2 separate regions of the Mus musculus genome follow, and region 1 is linked to region 2. The links are chromatin loops, found by intact Hi-C in ENCODE. Cell type or tissue: left cerebral cortex. All regions are shown on one strand. Each heading gives the region's core, and the rest is flanking DNA. Links, peaks and the distances in the headings are about the cores only. Region 1 holds the start of Cdh11 (cadherin 11). Region 2 has its middle 12 kb from the start of 1600027J07Rik.

Region 1 (12,918 bases), core at 2,785-10,784, 540 kb before region 2:
GCTCTGCAGTTCCTTGCCCCAACCCAAAGCAATCCCCCTGTGCTGAAGCCTTGGTGCAACAGCCCCTCACCCCGGGGGGGGGGCAACAATCAAAGAACCGGGGAGCGCACATCTGGCGCCTCAAACCCCTGCTCTGCCTGCGTCCACAGCAGGCTGCCTCCCTTTTCTCTGATTTTTAACCTCACCCCCCCCCCAAAAAAAAGCCCTTCTGCTTTGCTTTACTGATCTCCATCAGCCAGCAACCTCCCCCTTCCGCAACAGTCTCTTTCAGAAGCAATTCTTTCCCCTTTCTGCCTACTCCGAGAAGCCCCATCTAGATAGGGTCTAGAGCCGAGCAGAGCGCCTCACCTGGGGCCGTTGCGGGTGGACACGACCTCCTGGCCGGCTGTCCCTGGCACGGGGCGAGCGCAGCGGTGTCAGCCCGGGCCCCGGTCCGAGTCCCATTCACAAGTCGGCGGCGGCTGCGAGCGGCCCCCGCGGCATCTGCTCCTCGGCCCGCGACGCTCCCCTCAGCTGGCGGCGGCCGCGGAATGAGCCGCGGAGCGCGCTAGTGGCAGGAATGAGAAACCGGGGGGAGGTGGCGGGCAGGCGGGCGGGTGAGGGGGGAGGAGGAGGGAGGCCGACGCTGGGAGGGAAAGGGGGGCGGAGAGGAACCGAGGCTGCTAGACGCCGAGAATTGGGCCTGGAGGAGGCGATGGATGCCTACCCTGTCGGCGCTCCTCCCCCCCTGGGGCCCCGAGAGATGCCAAACCCAGGAATAGGTGGCCTGGCCGCCCCTCCTGCCCTGGGTCGCAGCGCTCCGTCTCCTGTGGGGGCTCAGACACAGTCTGGAGCGACTGAAGTTGGGCTCCGGGGATACACAGCCAATCAGGAAGGACGACGGAGGGAAGCTGGAGAGGGCTTGAGAGCCCCCATTTTCCTCTTTTCCTGAAATCCGCTCCAGCTGGACAAGCTAGGGCCTCAACCGGCCCGCCGGAGGATGGATTGGATGGAAGGCATTGCCCAAGTAGGGGAGGCAATCCGGAATTAGGGAGCGCATTCTAGGCTTTATCAGTTAGCACTCTGAAAATATCTCCACGTTGACCACTCCTGCCCAGTGCCCTCTCCCACGAACCTTCAGCATCCCGGTATCTATCCTTTGAGAAATCCGCTTGCGGGGAAATCGGTGAAGACACTAGACAGGGGCATTCGGACTTGAGAAGAATAGAGTTTTTCCTCAATGTTGTTCTACCCTACATGCAAAGCCTTCTTTAGGGTCAGCCCCACCAGGACAGAGTCTCTAGCTTCTGTTCCAGCCAATTACAAGCAACACCCCCATCCGGCAGTTTCACTTGTTGCCTCCCAGAATGGACACCACAGAGCCCCTCAAGGCCCCAAAGAGAATGCCATTCGACCAGAGGATGGGCCTACGTGAAGAATACCCGCACCCTGACTCAGCCCCCTGTTTATATCTTTCTCACGAGAACCCAGCAAAGGATACCCCAACCTGATTCCTGTCCACTTTACAGTGTCTGGGCAGAAGAACTGGATCTTCAAAAAAAAAAAAAAAAAGCGCCAGGGACTGGGCGGGGCGGGGCGCTCTTCCTACCTAGAGCAGCGTGGGGACCCGCACCGTGACTGGGAACTAAGGATCCATGCTTCAGTGGGGACCTTGGATTAGGACAAGTTTCCAGTCTGGAAGATGTTAGAAAGAGCAGAAGTAGAGTTTCCAATGGGCGAAGGATAAAAAGGGATTTTTTGAGGAAAGTCGCGGTGGCTTGGGAGTGGCGACCTCAGGAAAAGAACAATAAAATGACAAGGGACAAAAGCTGGACTATGCAGCAGAAGCAGGAAGACCTAAAGGGGGAGTTTAACAGGAATCAGAAGTTAAAAAAAGAAAAGAGGCCACCAATGGAAGAGAGCGCCAGGACCCAAAGCGCATGGGAAGGGCACTTGAGAACCCAGGGAGAACAAATGGTGGCTGAATCCCACCACCAAAGCACTTAGCCACCAGTCCTGGGGACCCGGAACTCTCACAGATCAACGGTCCCCGTCGGGCTCCTGGAAATGAGATCAGGAACCAAGGCGCAGACAAGACCGCTGGAATATCTGCCCTGTGCTTGCGTTTTCCGCAGCATCTCCAGGTCCCTGTGACACTGGGTGCCGCCCCTACCCCCCACCCACAGTAACCATACTGTTGGAAAGGAAGCGCCTGTCACTCCGTGTGGACGTGGCCTTTAAACTGCCCACTCTTTTGGGGAAAGGGGGCGCTAAGCTTTCAGCTACCCACTTCACTCATCTCCCAGCTTCCCTCTTCCCTCATTCCGGATCGTGCCCAAAGTTCCAGGCCTCCCACCGCCACCGCCACAACACACGCCGCCGCTGGTAGCAGCTGCTGGGCGCCGGAGGGGTGTGGGGGGAAGACTAGCAAGCAGGGGGGGGGGGGAGGTGGTGGTGGGGGGAATCCGGTACTTGTCTGGAGACTGCTAGCTGAGCTTTCTACCTGCTCATCTTGGTGCAGGGACCTAAGCCCCTTCTACCACCATTGGGTTAGGTTTTCTCTTTCTTCTTGATTTCTTTGGCTCTGTCCTTTCATCTGAAGTCGGATCTAAGCCCTAAAACTTTGGGCACGTTCCAAACCACCACCGGAAGTCCCCACTGTAAAAGAACAGAGGGGCTGCTACCTAATCATTCCCACATAACAAGTGAAGTTACAGGGAGGGAGGAACGAACGGAAAGTGTCCCACTAACCCTGGCATTTATGACAGCTCCTGGATTTTCCAATCTTTACCGCGCTGCATGAAGGGAACGAGCAAAACCTACAGCTAACATCCATGTAACCTCTTGCTGGAGCCTGCAGTGAGGAGAGCACCGTGGAGGATAGGCTCATGGACTCCAGTTCGAGGTGTAGCCCAGTCTGAGCCTGTTTACTTGTGATGGGACTTGAGCTGGGCATCGCGTTTGCTTTCTGTCCAGAGTTCACTAAGTGACATTACTTGTTCTTTAGACTATCCATCCACTTCATGAACAATAACATCATCGAATATTTACAATGAAGCTGAACTTCTCTTGGTAGGTTTCAAGTGGCGCTGCACACTTGAATCAACAGTCTTTGCACAATTCTACACCAAGGTTCTTCTCAAAATCAGAAAAAGAAAAACAAAAAACCTGCCACACCAAAATAGTCACGTGAAATGTTCATACCTGCTTTAGTTCCATTGGAGTGTATATGGGAAACAATAGCCAAGGAGAGATGAGGCGGGCACGTAAGAGGTGATGTATCCATTCAATGGAATATTATTCAGCAAGAGAAAGGAGAGGGATCAAGACACTTGTCACATCACGGAGGAACCTCAGAAATATGCTAAAAGCCACATGCAATACGACACATTATTCCACTCATATGTAATGTCTAGAAAAGGCAAGTTTACAGATGTGGACGGCATAGCAGTGGTTGCCCCGGGGTTGAGGTTACAAACAGGAACTGGCTATTTTGAAGTGGATTGAAAGCAGTTTCTGCTCAGAAACGCTGTAAATCAAACAGCAATGATGGTTGTACAGATTTGCTAAAACATCTCAGATGATCATTAACAGGAACAGGCATTTCTTTCAGGACGATGAGCGGGCCATTCCGTGACCCACGACTAAACCCCACAGGGGGAACTTCTTGCAAGGCATTTGAAGAGAGAAAATAAGTGGAAAAACTTATTTTCTTCAAGTCTGGTTCTTACGAGCTGCATTAGAGAACCTTATACATGTTAGAGTACTTAACCCTCATCCCTACCCCGTAGTGCTCTAAGCCTCATCCCTACCTACCCCGTAGTGCTCATAAGAGATTAATTCCTAGGGACTCAGACATTCTTGCGCTTGACTCTGCGAGCACACCTACACAGCGTACAGCGTGCATTTCAGAAAGGATTTTTCTTCTTTTTATGATGATGTTAGGATCTATCTTCCAAATCCATATTAAGCACTTGGGTGGAGCAATGTGTGATTTCAGCTCAGATTGTAAAAGGAAAAAGAATAAAGAGAAAAAAAGAGAGAGAGAAGTAACTCCTCAAGTTCCCCCAGGCAGCTACCAAGTTCTGCTGCTTATTTTCTTTGGTGTTTTTGCTTTGCTTTACAGGGGGGTTGAAAACTATGGTTCAAGGTTGTCTATGCCTCCCAATGCAAACCCGAGGAAGCCCAAATGAGCTTCCTCTAGTCTCTGTCTTTATCTGTTTAGCAGAGCTGATAATTTCATGTCTTTCCCTCATCAAAGGGACCCGGTCCCTTTGATGTGCCTTTCCTCTAACTCTGAAGATACCCAGGGCCTAGGTGGCGATTCTTCATTTCTAGCCAGAAGCCCCAGGGTCCCCAGATCTTCTAGAAATTTTTCTTCTAGTAGGCCTTTTGGTAAAAGACCTTGCAAGTAAGGCAAAATCCAAACAGAGAGTAGATTTCCTCAGACTGACTTAGCTTCCATACGTGCATTCCCTCCCAAGGCAGTGAAGGGAGAAAGATGGAATGAGAACACCATGTTGTGTCAACTCTCAAGAAAGAATCAAAACTGTAAAGAGTCACATGTCTTTTTAGCTGTGTCAGAATCCCATCTCTGTCCCTGTCATCTCTGTCCCTGTCGTGTCAAATTTCTGGAAAGAATTGAACAAACATTAAGTCATTCCACAGCAAAGTCAGGATACCACCATAGTCCAACTTGGTGAACTTGTTAGTCTGTCAGGTTTACTTCCAGGAGCAGAAATACCTCCAAAATATCTCCATCACCAAAAGCCTAGACTAGCACGACCCACCAAAGACCTCTGAAGCCTGCTACATGACTTACACTTAGATCATAGTGTCTCTTCCACACAGCCTGGCTTCTCCAAAACTGTCTCCCAACAGTTTATACAGCTGATTATATGAACTTGGAAAAGGGGACGATGAGTGAATCTGGTCAGTCTCAGGGATTTCCTGAAGTTATCGAATTGTTTCTTTGCTGAGCTTAATGGATTTCTATGGAGGATAAAATGCTTCACCTTTTAAGAGCTTCTCCTAAGGACAGAATGTTACCTCAGAGGATACCCCTACGCAGCAATCTCTCAATGGTTGCATGATTTTGAGCAGTCTGTTACCTATCCCCAAATGTGGCTTCCAGGTCTGCAAAATGGAACTATTACCTGAACCTCAATTGCTGTTGAGATTTGCTGTCTACTCTTTCAGAAATAGTAAATGTTGAGCATAGAACAAAGATTCCAAGAGTGAGAGCTATCAATTATTATCATTTTATAACACTTGATCATGGTGCTCTGGTTTATCTGATTTAGAAGAATACATGTTATAATTACAGATTAAAATTGTGAGAATCAGCAATAGGAATCTCAGCCTAGAATACTACAACTGTTGAAAGCTGTTCTAACATTACAGTTTGCAGTGACAACATCAGAAATAAACAGGCTCTGGGTGCATTCTATGTCTGACACAAGTCCCTCAAGTCACACTGGACAAGCATTTCTCTGAGCCTCAGGCCCTATAACTTTGAAAGCTTATCGAAGTTGAGCTCTGGGGTATGGTGGGGGTAGGGTGCAGGGGGCATAAATATATATTTTTTTAATTCACTTTACAGTGAGTGTGAGCTCACTGCCCCTCTCCAGGTCATCCCTCCCACAATCCTTCCCATCATTCCCTTTTCCTTTGGGCGGGTGAGGCTCCCCAACTGGATACCACCCACACCACCACTCCCAACCTTACACATCAAGTCTCTGCCTGGCTAGGTACATCCTTTCCCATTGAGGTCAGACAAGACAGCCCAGCTAGAAGAACATTTTCCACAGATAGGCAACAGCTTTTGGAATAGCCCCTGCTTGCCTCCCCACATAAATGCAGCTTGTTCTTCATAGCGGTTGATTCTTACAGAGCTGACATTTTTAAGTTAAAAGTTTTCTTTCCTCTTCACTAAATGCAAAGAATCTCAGAGGCGCAATTCTCCTTTCTGCCACTAGGAGCAAGCAGGTCACTGTCTTCCGTAAACTAAGACTGCAGGCAGCTGCTCATAGGAAATAATGCCTCCTTCATAAATCTATAGGTAATATTTTTATATCTTACTTCTAGCCTACCCTAAGGGAAATGATGATGTCCATATTATTAATATCCACCATTCCTCGAAGCTAGCTCAGTGTCTGATACATACAAAAGAAAATGAGCCAGTGAGTGTTTTTGAATGAGCTAGTATTTCTGAGTGGATTAAGCCCAGGGTATTAGCTAAATAGTACCATGCTAATATTATACCACAAATGATTCCCATACTCAGTGTCTTAAAATAAAATTTACTATCTTATCTGTGAGTTTGTTGGGTTGTTAGGTCTAGAGTTAGTTGGCCTGTGAAAACTCAGTTTGTCTTTCTGAATTTCTTTTCATCCTTCCGAGATTACGCTGCTCATATTCTCACAGTGAAGTAAACCATATAAGACACCATGGAGTGGGAATATACAAGGCTCCTGAGTAGTGAGGTCCAGTACCGGAGACTTTCTCTTTTAACTTATACCCTGTTGGCCAGAACATACTACAGGACCAGACAGATAGTTAAAACAATGGGAAAATGGAATATGGTTTTTGTTGTTGTTGTTGTTTTGTGGTGGGAGAAACTTCAGAGTTGAGTGAGGAATCATTTCCTTGCAGAGGAGTAGGACATGTTAGAGCAGCTGATGCCTACTCCAAGAGGCAGAAGCAGCTTTCCCTCATTCCCCCTCAGGGCCATCTTGGGTTTTCAGGTCCGTGGGTTCTCATAGACACAAATACAATTCTCCAAAATATTAGAGACAAATGACCGAAGAAGCATTCAGCTTCACTTCAAATCGCTATAACAATGTCCTCACTTTTAATCAAGGTTCATGATGGAAAGGGAGAGGGCAAGCTGAAAAAAATAATGTAATAACAATAACCGCTAGGTTTTATTCAGCCTGTTTGATATTCCAGAAGCATTTATATATAAAACTAACAATCCTCAAAACATTCTTTTAAAGCCTATATTACCATCCCTATTTTACAGATGAGAGAGCTGTGAGATGGAATTGCATGCAGTGGCCAGGTGACTCCAGTTGGTAAACAGGAGAGCTGGGGCTCCAGTCTGTACGTATTTGGTTCTCAAGGTGTCTGTCCCATTAGCCCGCCTTTCAAGGGAGAACTTGGTGATGATCTTCAGTCTTGCTATGATAAAGAGTTGGAAGAAGAGAGGAGAAATAGATCAGATCCTGAAGCACAGTGCCTCATAGGTAAATAAATGTCATTGAAGAGACCATGATAAACAGGTGAACAACAGAGAGAGAGAGAGAGAGAGAGAGAGAGAGAGAGAGAGAGAGAGAGAGAGAGAGAGAGAGAGAGGCAGAAAGAGAAGAGAGGCAGCAAGATGACTCTGAAATTGAGGTTGCCAGCAAGCCTGAGATTCAGATTCAGTCTCCCCAGACTCACACACGGATGGCTAGAACTCTGACTTCTGCGGGCTTTCCTCAGACCTCCATACACATACACACTCATGAATGCACACACACACACACACACACACACACACACACACACACACACACACACAAATAAATTTTCAAAACTTTAAGAAAGAAACAGAGAATGTATATCAGCTAGAAGGCAGCTGTGCAGTAAGGAAGACCAAATACACATGGAGATGCATGTGAAAATGGCCCCATTTCCATGCAGAAATCTGTGGGCTTGAAGGCATTGAGTTTCCTGACCGCCACAAGGATGCTAAGTGTAACTGTCTCACACAAGCCTCCTTTTTCTGCTATGTAGAAATGAGCAGCCCTTGTTTACCTTGCAGATCCCCGTTGCTACTTGATAACCTATTTGTCTCTCTGCTATCATTTGAGGACAAGTAATCCAACGTCAAGACACTCTGATCTGTTGCTTACAGTTCATCCATCTGTTATTTCTTTCCTCTATTAGTACTTGCCCACTTAATGGGATTTGCCCCTGACTCTCAGCAGCAGCAGCACCCACTCATCACTCCAAAGACCTCTGACCTTCATTTCCTATCCATTTCAACAAATGTATCCCCATCTATAACAGATGTATCTAGTAGAAATAGCACTGTGTCTGATGTGTGTGTGTGTGTGTGTGTGTGTGTGTGTGTGTGTGTGTGTGTGTGTGTGACTTATTTGTGTTGGTTGTCTTACCCTACTAAGATACAAGCTTCAGGAGGGCAAAATACATACCCTCCCTTGTTCACTCCTATAACTTGAGCATCCGACACAGGGCTGGGCATATGGTAGGCACTCAGTAAATATTTGTAGAATGAATTCATGAATACTAAATGCATAAATAATGCTATCCGAATGAATGAGTCCTCAACCCTAAAGCAGATGGATCACCTCCTTGAATCTAAGCATGGCACGAATGTCCCTTGTTGACAAAGTGAATGTAAGGATGCCAATTATTCACATTACAAAAAAATAAAAGTAAAAATAAAGAACCAGAGCCTTCGATTTTCCAAGTTTGCATTCAGAAGCTAGTTAAAATAGCTACCTCCCTTACTGGTTTTAAAAAGATAATCCAATTTACAAAATGATGGGTTATAGGCAACTTTCCTAGAGTGTATGGATTCCCCAAATTCAAGTATACAGGTAAGCATGATGACAAGTCTGCAGCCGCTTTTTGACTCCACTTTGTTTGCTGTATGGGCTGGGAAAGTGGTTTACTGAGACACCTCGCAGAAGGCTATTTCCATGTTCATATGTGCATACATTTACATCCCTTTTAAAACCCCTGAATAGAAGCATTCAAATGTGTTTGCTCTCCAGGAGAATCATTGGAAATGTATTCAAGTTTGAGACTCGCTTGCTTTGCAAATAGACTACAATTTGGACAACAGCGAGTCCCATGGAGATGTGTGTTCCAATTTTCATGACCTTTCATTCAGTACTGGGAAAAGAAAGGCAGAAATCATCCTTAATCGTTCTTAATGTTCTAGACTTCGGGTGGTTGAATTCACTCAGCATGACAGGTTAGTATTTCCATATTTGATCTAGATGCTGTACATCTTTCCCTCTCCCAGCTGCCTTGGCTGTCTCTGGCTCAAGGCCGAGTCATAGTGGTGTTTCCTTGTAACATAAGGTGAACCAAAAAACTGGAGTCCTTTTACACCAAAGGTGGCTTAAGGGCTTTCTTCTTGGAAATGGTATTCTGGAACAGACTGTCCATTTTGAGTCACCTCAGTTCTGAGCTGTAAAACGCAATTCACTCCTCACTTAATAAGCTTCCAGGACACTCGTAAAATTAAAGAACCACCCAAAGAACTCTCCGGCTCTGGGCATGCTCAGCAAGCATTTTACCAATAAGTTATGTCACAGCCTAGAAAAAAATATTTTAGTGGGTATTTAATTCATGAATATTTTCATGCAAACTCTTTGTATTTTCTTACAGAGCATAGTGAATACTTTATAGGTAAAGATGGGAAATTTCAAAGCACTGGGCATTTTTATTCAAAGTCAACAACAGCTAGCCAATCAGGGAATTATTAAATATTGTTCATTTGCTCGAGTCCTAGAGGTAGAGTAATTGTGAACCTAATTTCCATAGGGGGAGGGAATGATGAAGGAAAGGTTATAGTGTACCGGAAACCTGGGATGCACACAGAACAGACTGATTCACATGCGAGGAACAGGTCACACAGGGACTTACTTGATAACATAAAAAGGGATCAATAAAGGTAATGGTTAACGAGCTTTAGTATGGAATTCAGAAATGAAGAACTCAGAGCTCTGCATGTTATGAAAAGAATCCCAAATTCAACCTCTACCTCGTTTCACCTATTGGATAGATTTAGTTACCATTGTTGTTCTGTTTGACACTCACTAGGGACTGGTCACTTAAGCACATGATGTCCTGCAGTTCACTAAAGTGTCACAGCAGAGGAAATGATTGTGAATGTGTTTTTGGAAATGTAGTCAAGTCTTCATCTTGGACTAGGTGTAGCATCCAGAGCAAAATGTCTCCTGGGAATGAGTTTTCATGTGACTAACTAAAGTAATTTGTAGTTAAAGATACACTTTGCTGACTAGCAGAAATACGGATGAATATGGACTAGTTGTGTTCATATGTGAATGGGGATTGGGCATAAGGTTTGCAAGTTTGGGGTGTATGAGAGTGTTTTGGACATAAAAGTGCTCAAAGACCCCCCCTTGAATCAAGAAGACAGCAAGTCTCCTGACATTTAATTAATTGAAAGTATATAATTTTCTTATCTGAGGCAAAACATTTAGCTTCTGGATATTTTTTTTTCATTTCTAAAATGTAAATGTTTGCCCCAATATACTTATTTCCCTTTAAAAGTGTAGGATTACTGATTATGATCAACTCAAGGATAATTTCTGAAAGCTGTCCCCAAAGGATATGCATATTGATTTCATATCTGTTAGAGCGATTCTGGGACATAGACAAAGAAAACTGTGAGATAGTCTTTGTGATGAAAACCCACCAGAGACATTCAGGTAGCCCAGAGCTTTGTGCTGTGGTAACCTACCATCACCATGCTGACCTTTGGTCAATACCTTGATAGTCACAGCATCCAGGAATCATCACCTGTGATCCCTCTTGCTTAATATGTCCGCGAAGTGCTCAGTCCCACTCTGCTCTCTCTGGTCCTAGCAGCAGTAGGGCAGACTCCCCTGACTTAGGAAATGGGTTTGCAAGTGTAACAAGCTCAGAATTGAGCTCAGTCTGTGCTCCTTGATTGCCAGACCTGGATGCCTCTGACTTCTGTGGCTCTAAGATGACAATGTCGTCCATGGTGGCTTCTGAGAATTGTTACTTAGAAAGGAAAACCGGCTGTGGCTTGAACATTCTCAATTCCTAGTAAGTGCTTTTCTCCACTCTCCCCTTCCTTCCTTTTTTTTTTTTTCTTGACATTTTTTTTCTATTCTTACTCTAAGGCAGAATGGAAACATGAAGCGAGACAGTTAAGAAAAAAATATCCCCTTCTCCACAAAGAGACTCACTGATAATTTGGTTTTCAATCTGTGTATCATCCTTTATGCTGAAGGTCTTACCTATGTCTGTGCAAAGATATATAGAAGCCAGTGGCTGTTAATATTAGTACTTTATTGGTTTATCTCAAACATGCAGGCACTCTGGAGGTATTGAAGAATATCTTCTTACCAAAAAAAAAAAAAAAAAAAAAGAGTTATTGCTGAGAAAAGCAACTGAAATTAGGAATTATAGAAAAGAAATGAAAAGAGAGAAAAGAGGTGGTAGGGAATCTTATGTGTCACGCCAACTCTTCAAGATGAATTTTGGTGTGGACTTCACAGAACACACAGTCAGAGCAGTGTCCAAATTGCCGTTCTAATTCTTTCGTATGCTGCATGGAATGATGTATACTTCAGCCCCAGCAGTCCCTGAAAGCCTAAGAAATGTTTATCAAAAGAAGCAGTATTGACCGTGTATATTTGTAATCTGAACCAGTATGCTGCTTTAGCTTTGCTCACATCAACCTAGGAAGGAGGAACAGCACGCAGGGTGTCTAATTTCCTCAAGTCAGATGAATCATGGAAGCAAAAGTTGGGAGATGTACTGTAAACCAACAAACCACCAGATGAACCTATTTCAATGTGGCAGATGTATAAAATGAAGTGAGACTTGTTTTAAGCTAAAAGTCTGTATAGGTACCAAAGGTTCTGGTAATAATAATAATAATAATAATAAAATAAAAATAACTGGACCATTGTGTAAAAAAAAAGAGGTATGAATTCAAAGCAAAAATGGAGCCCAAAATAACAGCTGGTCCTCAGCCAACACTATTCCCATGCTCAGGCCTAACACCCAGTAATTGCTTTCTCATGATAAACATCTTTGACTTTGCTCTGTTAACAAGGTGGCTTCAGGAATATTTACATTTCACTGGGTCAATGTCTGTCTTAAATATCATGTCATAAGTAGAGAGCATCTTTGGCAATAGGTGCAGCAGCATCCTAATCAGGTCCTCTAAGAGAGAAGCAGAGCTTTATCAAACCTATGATGCCATTGATGGAGGAAGTACAGGTGAGAAGCTGTGAGCTTACAGTTCAGGCATTGTGGAACTTGGGTATCCATGTTTACACTGAATTGCCTTACCCCTGAATTCCTTGATTTTTTTTTTTAAAGCAAACTGAGCAACATCCAATTTGATGAGAAGATAATGTCTTGTAAAGGGAAGACTTCTCAACTTATGATGTCATAATTCTAAATTTAGATGCAAGGAAATCTACATTTTATCTCTCTACAAAGATCCACAAGCTGTAGTATTGTTACCATTTTATACACTGTTCTTCCAGTTTAGAATAAATGTCTCCATGGTATTTGCTCTACTTCCATCTATTCTTTAAAAGTGGGTTCATGTATCTTTGCTTCAAAAATTATTGAATTATTATCCAGTTCTGTCCCCTCTTTTAGAGCACCAGTACAAATTTAACATCTTCCTCTGTGCTTTAAGCATCTGCACTAAGAACTAGGGCCATTATTTTTAACATCTTTCCTCCCAAAATTCTTACTTTTTTTAAAGGTGAGGATATACTGATTATCACAGCCATGATGTAATGGACCTTCAGAACATATGTGATGTTAAAATAACAATAGCTAACATTTTTAATTCTTACACTGGTCAGGTATGGCATGAATTAATTTACATGTAGATTTACTTGATTTTCCTAACAAACATGTGGAAGAGGAAATATGAACAAAGACAATTTCTTTCAGGAAAAAGAAGAGAGGAGGCAGAAGAGACAGACAGACAGACAGACAGACAGACAGACACACACACACACACACACACACAGAGAGAGAGAGAGAGAGAGAGAGAGAGAGAGAGAGTCATGTACAATTTGCATGTATACATTCTAACTTTGAATATTTTTACTGACTTGTGCACCTGATAACTTGGTTACTGTCAAGACAAAATACGGAATAATTTAGTTCATT
Region 2 (12,918 bases), core at 2,220-10,219:
GAGAGGCCAATGGGTAGAACCATCTTCATCAACTTCTAGACACAAAGCCTTCTGGTCGTACAGTATGGAGGAAATTCTACTTTTCACTTCCTACCCCATTTACTCATCAAGTTTCCTTTGTAGGATTCTTTGGAAGATTAAATTTTCATCAAGAACGTAACTCATGCTCTGTGCACTCCAAAGTTATGCTTGCTCGCTCAACCCAGATCTCCAAGGGGGAAAGCAAACAAGCTTGCCAACAGTAGGTGAGCCATCCATCTTTACTGAAGCCGGTAATAGAGATATAAGAAGGATGAGATGTTTTCTCTGTTCTCAGGAAAAAACTCCGCCGCACAGGAAGAAAACACAGCAGGAGGGAAATGAAGAAAAACCAAGACACACAGAGAGCAATGTTGGATGTGAATTGTGAGATAGACAAACGGGGGCATACCCCAAGGACTGAGGCCGATCTTAAAAGAGACAGAACACCAGCTAGACTTTTTAAAAAGGGAAAGAACTACAGGAAGAGAAACTTATACATCCGCATCCATGTTTTATTAAAGAGCTAGCTGCCTAAATCTAAAGAAGGTAGGAGCAGACAAACTTTAAACATCTTGTCATTCAGATTTACAGGCCTTATCAATTATACAAATATTTTTACTCTTCATGTGTCTCCTTTTTCTCTTCCATGGACTGAATTGCATTGCTTCACAGATCCCGGGTTGTTGCTCTAACACAGAGAGTTGACTCAATTTGAAGAAAACCCTCTTGGCGGGGGGGTGTAATTGAGTTTAAGTAAGGGAAGAAGGGTGAAGCTCTGTTCCAAGGAGACTCATATTTATATAAAGACAGAGAAATGCAAGTGTTCCCCAGGAAAACCAAGAACACCCAGTGAGGATGTACGGGGCTATATGCAAGAAAGAGAACCCCTTTACCCTGCCAAGCATTGGTCTTCAAGTTGACAGCTTCCAAACTGGTGGGAAAAGAAATTTCTCTGTTTAAGCTGACAAGACGGTGGTAATGGTACAGTTGCTCAATCTAAGACAAACCTCCTCCAGAAGCAGATATAGAAAATTAGCACTCAGTTAGAATAAGTGTTCATATTATAAGGTACTATTTTTATTTGCTTATGTTAGGCTTGGCTGAGTGCGTAAGTGGAGGAGGTGTACATGTGTTATGGCTCACAGGTAAAGGACAGAGAATAGCACATATGACTTGGTTCTCTTCTTCTACCACATAGGTCCCAGGGATTGAACGTAAGTCTTCAAGTTTGATAACAGATACCCTAGCCTATTGATTCCAGGTAAATATTAGTGTTAAACTCCCCTAAGCAATAATATGTTAGTTTGGGGTTCATGCAGAATATACATTTAAAGATCCCAGGACTTCTTATTTTTGAAGGACTAAGCAAACGCCATGCTCACTAAAGAAGCATCTGCTCAAAGGAAATGGAGCAGTTGTTTGGTTGTTATTCTTAGTTTGTGTCTAACATGGCTATTTTAGCAGCTTTTTGTTTGAGGTCACATTAGAAGGTAAGAAAGTGTGTTGAAGCAGAAGAATTAGCTCATAGCCCATGGTGGTTGCTCCATGTCAATTCCCTCTCTGAGTGCAACTGTGGGTTACCATGGCTAGCTACGAAGCTGTTCTGGATACAGACACACTATATCTGAGCAGAAAATGAGAGTTAGGTTAAGGCCTAATTGATTCTCAACCACCAACTGCCTCTACCACAATCTCCTCTACATGTTGCATAAGAGATTTCCAGCCAACATGCATTTCCCCCTTAACGTGTCCCAAGGTAAATAACAGCTGCCGTGGTCTTCCATTAAGCTCATTAGAGATGGTTAATCAGCCGAGTCCTCTATTGCAAGACTAGAAATGAGATAGCCTTGCCTACTTGTGGGACATTCTGGAGCTCTGGTTTATGAGTCCCGCAATGGATGAGGGTGTGTGAAGACTCTCTGGGCCCCACAGCCTCAGGTCAGAGAAATTACTCTCTTGAGATGGGTGCTTCCTGTTACTTTTTATATTTGGAATGTCAACCACCGACGATTATACAACACAATTTTCCTTCTTTTGCCTTTAATTATCTGTGATAACAAAAGGCCCATCTTTTACCAACAGCTGTTCATGATTGAGTAATGAAAAAATATGTATTTAGAGAGCTCTGGAAAATCTAGAGAACAGCTAGGAGCCAAGATTCTGTGATTATGCTTGGAACTCTAGCCAGTGGTATGTTTCTCCCTCCCCTCCCCTTCCCCCTTCTCCATTCTTTCCTTCCTTCTTTGATCTTTCTCTTCCTCCCCCTTTTTTCACTCCTTTCTTTTACCTTGTTTCTATTCTATCTTTCCATCATAAAGACAGGTAAAGATGTTATAAAAGGTTATTTCAATCCAAATTTATAAGGATGTTTGACCCTGAAGAAACTACCTGCCCTAACTCTAACTCCAGTCCCCAGACTGAGCCCAGAAAATTCCCAGGTAGATGTCATTATATGTCTAGGTGACTCAGTGACTGCAAAGATACAGGTGATAAATTAGCATCCAGAGGCCAAGCAAAGAACTTTCATAGAGATGAACATTTCAAAGTATCTGTACTTGGCTTTCGTGCTGTCTACTTCTGAACACTTGCTCATGGGGCTAATTCCTGGAGTTAAGTCTATCTCAGGGACACATCTGTGGGTTCCTGGTGTATGCAGCAGTTAGTGTCCATGTGTGGCAACTGCAAATGCCAGATGTAGACCTCCTGACAGTCTCTGGTACATGAGGATGGCAGATGTTTTGGACATCCTGTGTCACATCCTCTTGACCTACCTCTGATTTCAATCAGCTGTGATGATCAAACCTATTTTCTTTGAAAGCTTTCACTGTAATTAAAGCATAAGACAGAGAGTGTAACTGGTATGCAAAAACAGCCAAGCACAGCACAGCAAACAGCACAAAAGCTTAGTTCTGCTCAAGTATTTACTTTCCTGCTCTTCTTGTCTCATCTTGCCTCATCTTGTCTCTTCTCTTCTCTCTTTCTCTTCTTTTTTCTCTTTTCTTTTCTCCTCTTCTATCTTCTCTTCTAACTTTGTTCACACTCCATATTTCTCTCTTTATGTCTTCTTTCTTCTCCCCCTTTTCTCTATCCTTCTCTTTATCTGCCTTCTTTTGTCTTTATTTCTCATTTCTTACTTTCTTTCTATTCATATAAATATCGACTGTTGTGTGAACTTTTCCTAGAGAGATAGGCAAACATTGTTTTCCCCTATACGGAGAAAAAACAAAACAAAACAAAAACAAAAACAAAACAAACAAATAAAAAAAACCAAAGAAACAATCCCACTCAGGTATGAACCAGTAAGTTTAACTACGGTTACTTGCTTCTGCATGGGCTGCTAAGAGTTCAATGGCCATGTTGTGCTGGGAGGATAGCATTCCACATTAGGTGCAAGAATTGCTATTGCTCAACAAGTAGCCACATGGATACTGATGCCAACAGAAATATAAATGATACATATGTGTCTGTAGTAAAAAGGCCGCATCATAAGTTTCACCTGAGATTTTGTTCAACTTGGGGCATCTGGGAATCTGTTTCATATTTAGTGGATTGCACTGTACATTTGAAACATATCTTCTGATTACTCATATGAACACTAGAGTATTGCATGGACAGAGAAAAAGATGAGCCCCTGAAGCCTATCAAGCTTAAATCACCTTTTATTTTGGATAATGATGGTTGGAGCACTAGGAACTAGAATACACAGACTCTTAAAATACAGGGTGGGAGAATACTCTCCTGATAGTTCATGTTCTAGTTCATTGTCAAATATCAAGAGTAATCCATTCAATTAACATGAAACACAAAGTTACTTTAAAAGACTGAATAAGGGTACATTTTGATACTTAAACAACATCACAGCCAAAAAGAAAAATTTTCTGAAAGCACCCTACTGCCACACAAAGGAAGTCATCCTTGTGGAAAAAAAAATAACAGCCCTAATATAATCATTTTTCATTTGCACTCATGCAAGAAGTTGCCAAATGTTTACATCTATCCATTCAATCAAGAAGTTGCTTTTTTGCAATAATTAAAATATATGATGGTTGCTCCACTAGCCAGGTTGTGACACAGGTCAAGACATTGAGACTCTTCTAGTTATATCTCCAGTTATGAGTACAAATTTAGCTGTTAAGATAGGACACGTTTTACACATGAATCTCAGTCAATTCTTGGTTTTGCTGCACATACACGGGCATAAGCAGACTCAAAGACAAAAAGCATGCATATATATTTACATGTGCACACACATGCACTTATAATAATAATAATAATAATAATAATAATAAACAAACAATATATAAATTAAATATCTGCACTTCAGAAAAAAATAAAAGTTCCTCTGCCAGCTACCAATTTGTCTATTCAGTCAGTGACCATTTGAATCCAAGAACGTTCACTTTGAAAAACATTCAGATTACTCAATATGCAACTTCTATTTATTGTAAAAATTGTCCATCAGCCCTAAAAGTGGAGGCTAACTTTTTTTTTTTTGGCAGTGTTCATCAGCACTAAGAATTGTCCCTTCATTCCTTTGAGTTCTGACTAGTTTTCTTTCCCTCGCCACACCTGTGACCATACTCTTTGCTGGGCATTGCTTAGTGGCTTGTCTTTGTAAATAGGACCTTTCCAAATCCCAGTGACTTCTTGTTCCTGACCAGCTTTGCAAAGAGAAATTTCCAGGATAGGATCTGTAGGCTGTAGCAAATCATCCTTTACAGGGCAGGTTTATAGGAACCTGCCTCTTTACTGAATTCCTATGTGGGGGATACCTAACATCTACAGAGGTGAGCTCTGAAACCAAAGGAGGAGGGAAGTCCCATCTCCTGCCTCCTATTTTTTTTTAAACTTAAAAGGTTTCCTACACATGCGCATCCTATATGGAAGATATTTTCCCATCTCATTACCCCCCACTTTCCTGCCCACCCCCTTCCTCCTTCTACTCTTTTGTTCCCTGGTCAGTGTGAATTCTGAACATTGTTGGTTGGAAGGTAAACTAGCCCAGTTTCTATGACATTTAGCATGAAGGCCTCTCAAAAACACTAAAACCCCATCTATTATATAGCCCAGTTATAAACAGTATTTTTAAATAATATTTTTTACTCCTTGAACATTCTAAGCACTTATGGCATGTGTATATTGACCACACTTAGCCCTTGTCTTCTCCTACCTCTACCTACTTCCAACTGCCCCCACTAGAGTCTCCTACCCCACCTCCCTCTCAGCTTCATATCCTTGTAACCTTCTAGTTCCAATCACTGTCACAGCCCTATAAGGTGGGCAAGCCTGGCACCTTCAATTCCATTGTAGAAAACTACAAATAAAATGAAAAAAAAAAAGCAAAAACAAAAAAAGACTGAGAGGATTGGAGGGTTGAAGGGTAAAGTAGGAGAAGGGGATGGGGAGAGGAGGGGGAAAAGAGGGAGGGAGAGAGAAGGAGGCAGAGAAGAGGGACTGGGAGGAGAGGAGAAGGGAGGGGAGGGAAAAGAAGAGGAGAAGAAGGAAGGGAAGAGGAGAGGGAAGGGGAGGAGAGGACAGGGAAGGAACAGAGAGGGTAGGGGAGAGGAGAGGAGGACAGGGAAGTAGCAGAGAGGGGAAAGGAGAGGAGTGAAGAGGTGGGGAGAGGAGGGGAGGGAAGGGAAGGGGAAGGGAGGGGAGGAGAGGGGAGGAGGAGACTTGTTTACCTATGAGGTTATCCATTTAAGAAACTGATAATCTGGTCTCAATGATTTCATAGTGAAGAAAAACACGTTTGACACCAAAATGTACATCACACAAGTACATCACATCTGGCACAAGAAGTACCCCCGTATTCCAGATCATTCCAGGATGTCTTTACTGAAAAAAATAGGGCACTGAGTATATGCAAATGGGCTTGACAAAGCTACAGATCTTCAGTAAATGGCATTTCTTGTGCTGTGGCTAATATGTACAGAGCACTGTTATTTATAGTGCTAGCCCTTATTTTCTTGGCTTTGGTTTTTTTGCTCTTTATTTAAAATAGCACACATGCAGCTTGTTTGGGCACTAATACATTGTGATAGCTTCAGAGTATATCCCCACAAATGGACATTGCTCTTTAATTATTCAGAAATATGACAAACTTGTCAACATTTCCCAGGCCTGAGCTATCCTGAGACTCTAGCAACAGCTCAGACATTTACTCCAAAGCCACAGTCACTTGCATAAGAATTATGGGTTCCTAGTAGCCCCTGTGAAGGCTAAACCCACCCCCACATGCATACATCCCTTTTTTGTTACACTCTAAGAAAACAGGTTTTCCACTGGTATTATGAGGCCAGGAAAATCCCCCAACCCATACACACTCAAATATTCATAATGCATATTCATAGTGTAAAATAATCCATCTGTTTAAGAAGCTGACTAAAAAAGGGAGGATCTCAAAGTGACTATTTATCTACCACCTTGTCATCAAAAGAGACAAGCCCACTTGCTTGCTGCCTCCAATCAGCTGCAAGTTGAGGTCATACAATTATTGGTGCTCACACTGTATCTTGGATTTTATGGATCTCTCAGAATTGCGCAACTGGGAAAAGATGTCTTTGGGAGATGGGGTCAAGCGAAAAATATTCATATACTGCGTGCGTGTCCTTAAAGGGGTCTGTGGGACCTTGGAGCCTTCCTCATTCTTCTGTCCCCTGGCTCTCGGGTGAGTGGTTTTGCTCTAGACATAAAGTCCTGTGTCCTGACGAGAGCCAATCAATCATTGACTAGAACCTCTATAAGCTTCTAGAAGATTAGTTAGAATAAATGTTTTGTCTTTTAATTTGATTATCTTAGGTGTTTCTTAGAGTGAAAGAAATGTTCCCAACATAAGCCCTAAGTTTCCCTCTGGCCTTTCTTTATTATTATCATCTATTCTCTCTGTTTTGAGCATTCAGTCTCTACTCAGCTCTGGAAATAAGCATGACTCCAATAGCCACATACTGTCCCTTAACATGAGACACAAAAATAATATCCTAAAATGTCGTAGCCTATGTGTCTACCCACCAGTTGTACCCCTCCTTCCCAGTAAGTCTCACCATAGGCTATAACCATAGGCACACTCTAGCCACTTCCCAGTTACCCAGATGAAGAAATAGCCCTGGAAATATTTATGAGTTGTGTTCAAATATCCCCAGAGTGGTCCAGGCTGCTCCTATCACACCATCTATCTAAACAGAAGTGACCACAGAGGAGGGTCCCCCATGAAAATGGTCAAATCAAAGATCCGTGGTAAGATATGCCAAAAGGTAGGGTCTGTGGTCAGTCCTGAAAAGAACTTAGAAACTGGGGTGGAAAGAGTGGAAAAAATGCTCAGCAGAAAAGCATGAACAAAGTCATGGCAATGGGAAACCCAGGTCAGTCTTTTACCTGCAGGTTGGTCATAGTGGCTGGAGAAGGAGACGTGGGAAGGATAAAAAGGAGGGCAGAAGGGAGAGAGACAGAGGGGTGGATCCATTCTTGAAGGCATAGAGATGGCAATGGGCTGAAATAAACCCAATTGATAAGAGGCCACTGTCACTGACCTTGAAGTGACTCTTCCTCTCAGACACAGCACATAGCCTTCAAGTGATCACAGAGGGCTGGAAGTGCAAGGACCATGGGGGTCTGAAAGGGTCCTGACCAAAGGCACTAGGTTAAATGTTCTAAACATGGACTGTCCCAGGGTAAATCAATGTCCTGTGTTTTGATGTTGAAGAAGCTGGACTTGTCTGGCACATGGGGCTACAGTAAGAGAGTTCTCTATAGAACCATGCTGTCCTGGTGCCTAGTGGTCATGGGAACACAACGATAAGGAAACAGCCTGATCAAGAGAAAGCAGTTCAAAAGTCAGCTCATCGGTCTCTAGTGAGCCTGAACCTTGAAGAACTCAGCCCTTAGCTCCCACTCCCAGACTGGAAGAGATCTGCAGCTCCTGTCATAATCAATAAAAGGGAGAGGCCACTGGGCCTTCACAGACCAACACTGCACATAGATGCTTTCCATAAATGGAAGCTCTTCGCACAGTGTGCCTGTAATGCTCTCTAAGTGAGCGTGAAAGAGAGAGCTGACAGTTTTGGGTCATGGGCAGCATCCCTGGGGGTAGGCATAGGGAATGTGACCTGGGAAGACTGTCAGAGGAGGTGGGGACCTGCATCCCTGCAGAGGGCTAGGGAACAGATGATAAAAACCCAAGGTAGTTAAAGGGGAGGGCACTTTTTCTGTCCACAAGGAAAATTTTAGGAAAGTGAGCCATGGAGCCTAGCACAATACAAGGAGGACCTGTTATGGCAGATGTGTCTTAAAGGAGGAAATGGGGAAACTTTACAAACTGAGATTCAGGAAGGGGGATAGAGCAGGGACAAGGTGTACAGGCACAGCTGCAGCCAGCAACTCTAAAGAAAGTATAGAAGGGTCACGAAATGGAAATATAGAAAGAACAGATTTCATCATCTACCAATCACTTAATGTGTTATCCTTCAAGATCAGAACTCAACTGTGCCTAGAGTGAGACTCAGGCCTTGGCCCAACTTCTATTGGGAGTCCCAATTTCATGTCTTCTACATTGAACATCCCAGCACCATGGGAGCTAGTGATGGGCTCCCACAACACTGAACATGACAAACTCCATTTGCCCTCAGGAAGACAACAATATCCTCTGTATTCTGCTGCCCTAGACCATGGGCTGGTGGAAGCTTAGAGATAGCAAGAGCCATGATGGGGAAATCACATCAACCTAAGCATTTGTTGACACTGTCTCTGTCCCCTGAGCCTCTTCCAACACCATGTACCAGTGATGCTCTTGATGTGACTAAGTCTTCTTATGACCTAAAGGATATGAGCCATATCCTATGTGGGTTGCCAACTTGACACCCAATCATATCATTGGGTAGATTTCCCAGGCCATTGTCCTAAATAAGTTTCTTTCCTTCTGCCCTCTTTTACCCCACTAGGCTCTGTGGGGACTCCTAAAATTCTCACATTATACCCAAAGTATGACATTTTCAAATCTATTGAAGCAATCTCTTCCACCTTTGGCTCCCTGTTCAAGCACCATGGGTCACCCTGCTTTTTAGACCTGCCAATCAATTAGGAGCATGCCACTTCCAGATGTTTTTTTTTCCTTGTCAGTGATAGAAATATTGTTCTGGAAGGGCTAACAGAGGTCAGGCGCATTTTCCAAAGCACTATTATTGAAGATCACTTCCAACATGCATTCAAGAAATTCTCCCTTAGGAAGTCAGTTCACGAGGCACCAAGGCCAAAATCATACAACTGGTAAGTAAAGCCTGGTAGGCAGAAGAGTGATCAATGAAGAAGATAAAAGGAAAAGTACTCAGCAACTCCTTCAGTGTATGCTAACTCTGAGCTGGTCTTGTAGAGATCTATTACAGGGTTGCTAACTATGTGTCCAGCATGTGCGTGAGCATGTGCATGCTGTACAGATGTATCCCCGCTTGATTGTTGTGTAAACAACCCAAAATTCCCATTTCATAGACTCGATGGATCATAATGAGGAGACTTGAGCAAGAACAGACAAGATCCCTCAACACTGAGTGTCCAAATTTGGACCTGAGTCTGGACATCTTCGAAGCTCATTCTCTTTCTGTTCCACAGTACCCTCCCTCTTCATCTGCCTCTCTCACCCATGTTAGGAGGAAATGTCAAGTCTAATTCCTGAGTCTTGAGCTTAGAAAGTCAGGCCAAGAAGCACAGCAAATATAGTACACATGACATATCTGGTGGGAAGCTAAAAAATGTCAAGTTTTGAAACCATGAATTATTTTCCTTCTGTTTCCTCAGATCAGCACAAGCCCATCTGCGTATGGTTTTCCTAAGGCAATATGCTAAGAACAAGTTCCACCCAGGTCCCTTAAGCCTCTCATGACACTGTCAGAAGATGCATAAAAATCACAGGGGTTAGAAGTATGGTAACAGCCTGTGTAGGAAGACCTTACTGCTACCTTTTAATATCCCAGTTTGATTGTCAGTGTCTCTGCTTCATTTCACAGAGAATATAGCTTCATTCTTCAACCAGAAAAATAGAGGTTGTTAAGACATTCTCCAGGACAACACACTCTAAATTTCTTACTAAGGTATGCGTAGCTGATATTAGAGAGAGGAAGAGGAGAATACATACTCAACATTTTTGTCCCATTGATTTTTTTTTATCTCCATAGTAATTGTGTGTAAGGTGTGCTATAATCACTCCATTTTACAGGATAACCATAGTAAGGTAGCATATATTTTTGTCTTCAGTAATTACTGAATACCAGAAAATATTCATTTGGGGAAGCATAAACATGTGTTTGAGAGAATTAAGAGCTTGAATAAATGTAATCAGACTCAAGAGCAAAGGTTCAAAGCAATACTGCTTAGAACAAATGCGACCCAGTTTGCCCATTTTGTAGATAGAAATATTGAGACCTAGACAAAATGATGTTTCTTGTAATACATTAAAGTCTTGTGTTCTTTTTTCCTAGCACTTCCAACAGAACAAACTTTCTTAAACTCTCTGAGAACGAACTATCTGCAAGAGATGCTCTCAGCATGCCGCCACTCATATGTCTTTGCTGAAAGACCACACCCATGTCTTAGTTTCCCATGGCGTACATCCACAAAATTCTCAAGACTGGTGGGAGCCACATGACTAGAGCGAGCTGAAAGTTACACTACCCTGTGCAAACCACAAAGACAGTGCTTTCTCCCACTGACTGTACAGAGGCAGGAAAGTTTGAATCAGGGAGTGTAGCCTATAGATGACTCATCAGATAACGGGGCCTGCTGCCAAGTCCAAAGACCTGAGTTTGATCCTCAGGACCCACATGGTGGGAGAAGAGGACTATCTCCCAAGGTTTTTCTCTGATCTCTACATGTGCCCTTAGGGTGTGTGTGTGTGTGTGTGTGTGTGTGTGTGTGTGTGTGTGTGTGTGTGTGTGTGCAGTGCACATAAAAAAATGAAGATGTAATACTTTTTGTTTTTTAATTTTTGGGTTGTTTGGGTTTGTTTTCTTCCTGATGGACAACTGTGGCATTTCTTACCGCAAAGCCCCATGAGATTAAGTCGAATGAGTCTCCAGCTGAGGAAGTGCCAGTCTTTGGCTTATTTTCTTTCACCCTAGTGTACTTTCCTCCGTTTCCTTTTCCTAAAACAATGTACCCTTCCTAAATCATCCTATGGCGCTCATCCCTGTCTCTAAGGAGGCAAAAGTCTCTGAGAGTAGGCAGAAAAGTCCCTGTGTCATCATCCTTTGGATATTGGTAATCGAATATTTCACAGCACCTCAGTTTGAGACTTCAGTGTTGTATAAGAACCTGAAGCCTTAGAGATATTGGGCAATGGTGTTATTTTAGTGATGGGATGGTACATGTCCAATGATGGGAAGGAACTCATTCAGCTCACACAGAATTAGAACCCAACCTATTTCTACCAAATAATAATTTATCAAGACCAAAACAAGGCACATCCCTATTTCTTCAATGGAGTGTATGTCATTAGTTCTAATCTAGAGAAGAACTTCTCTGTGCTAGTCAAAGAGGGGACAACATATGGTGCTCAAAATGTTAAGATCTGGTTGGTTATACTCTTGCATATGGCTCAAAGAATGAAAGCTATGCTCTGTGTCCCAACGAGCACTTTCATTGTACCTTTGACCCTGGCTTCCCATGATCCTAAGGTACCCTGAGGTTTATCCATTCCACCTCATCTTTGCCTAAACTCAAGTATGCTATGTTTTTATTGGTCTACAATGGTATGTGTTTGTATTTACCAGTTGTAATTCCACACTAGCAATAATCACGTTAAAATTTGTATAGCCCAGTATTAAATGGAACACACCTAGATTATAAACAATTATGGTATATATGGAGTCTGGTGCGTTGTTTATCCTCCTTGCCTGAAGTGTTCTACCCCATAGAGTTTTGAGAAACTCATCATCTAAACACACTTTAAATTGATCCTTCAACAGCCCTCTCTGTCTTCTAAAATAGTGCCTCTCTCCTCAGGACCACAGTATTATGGGCTTAAAAGTATAATGCATGGCTATGCTCCCAGGAACCACATGATAGACACAGAGAGTCCCTGCATCTGTTTGCACATATACTCATGCATAAGTACATGCACTTTTCAGAAAAATGTACATCTAATATCTTCTTCATACCTAGCACATGTGGGATGTAGCAGTCATATGTCAAGAAAACAGATTCATTGTCTACCAGGGCACAACATAGAATCCAATGAATGAAAAGGTTTTTTTCTAGAAAATAGATGAAATTTAGTTATAATCTGTGCTATAGAAGAAATGAAATGGGTATGTAGTAGAGAAAAGAAAGTGAATAGTACCTGGATGTGTCTCTAAAGGCCTTTTAGGACCAATCAGACAATAAGTGTCAGCTGTGTGAAGGAAGGGACCTCCTCAAGAAAGAAGAGTGTGAAAGGGCATGCGGCCAAGGGGAATGCTTGATGTTTGAATCTCTTGGAGAATCTAATAAGCAGTGGGACAAGGGCACACAATAAGTGTGGAGCCCCAAGCTGAAGCAAGCATAAGTGAGATTTCTTCCATCATAGTAAGGTTATTTGAAGTAAAGTGGAAGAAAGTGAATGGTTCTTAAGCAGAGAGGAGACTCCGTTCTACTTACATTCCTTGTTCTTTGCACCAAAGGAACCAGTGAAAATGTTTAACAAACACTCTTTGAGTAAATGAGTCTGTTGTCAAATTTGGTCTTTTGTCCTACATAACAGGCTCTTTGGGACTTGTAGCTTATCACTCTTCTATTTAGGCAGATGGGTATATGTGCTCTTCATTGTCGGGGCAGACATCACAGAAGTATATCAAACTTCCAGAACCCCCTTTTCTTTAGAAGAAGGTTCTAGTTGCAAGGAGAGTTGAGATATAACTTCACAAACTACCACAA

Evidence for each region. A loop is a pair of places that touch in the nucleus more often than their neighbours do. Peaks named below come from ENCODE experiments on the same cell type or tissue, not always from the same donor. Only the 100,000 strongest peaks of a DNase experiment are listed, where the experiment ranks them.
Region 1: a loop joins it to region 2, with 3 times the contacts of the local background. A loop is called at or near these places in 4 of 42 quality-filtered maps.

The regions. Positions count from the first base shown.
Region 1 is chr8:102,784,548-102,797,465 of GRCm38, forward strand. It overlaps Cdh11 (cadherin 11), which reads right to left and starts at 564. Exons shown (of 13, transcript NM_009866.5): 1 at 349-564. In left cerebral cortex, for the core only: a CTCF peak has its summit at 5,953; DNase peaks (open chromatin) are centred at 3,973 and 5,945.
Region 2 is chr8:103,329,495-103,342,412 of GRCm38, forward strand. No RefSeq gene overlaps it. Among named protein-coding and RNA genes, the nearest start is that of 1600027J07Rik, 12 kb to the right of the region's middle. In left cerebral cortex, for the core only: no CTCF peak of the experiment used is centred there; DNase peaks (open chromatin) are centred at 6,305 and 9,737; H3K27ac peaks cover 472 bases.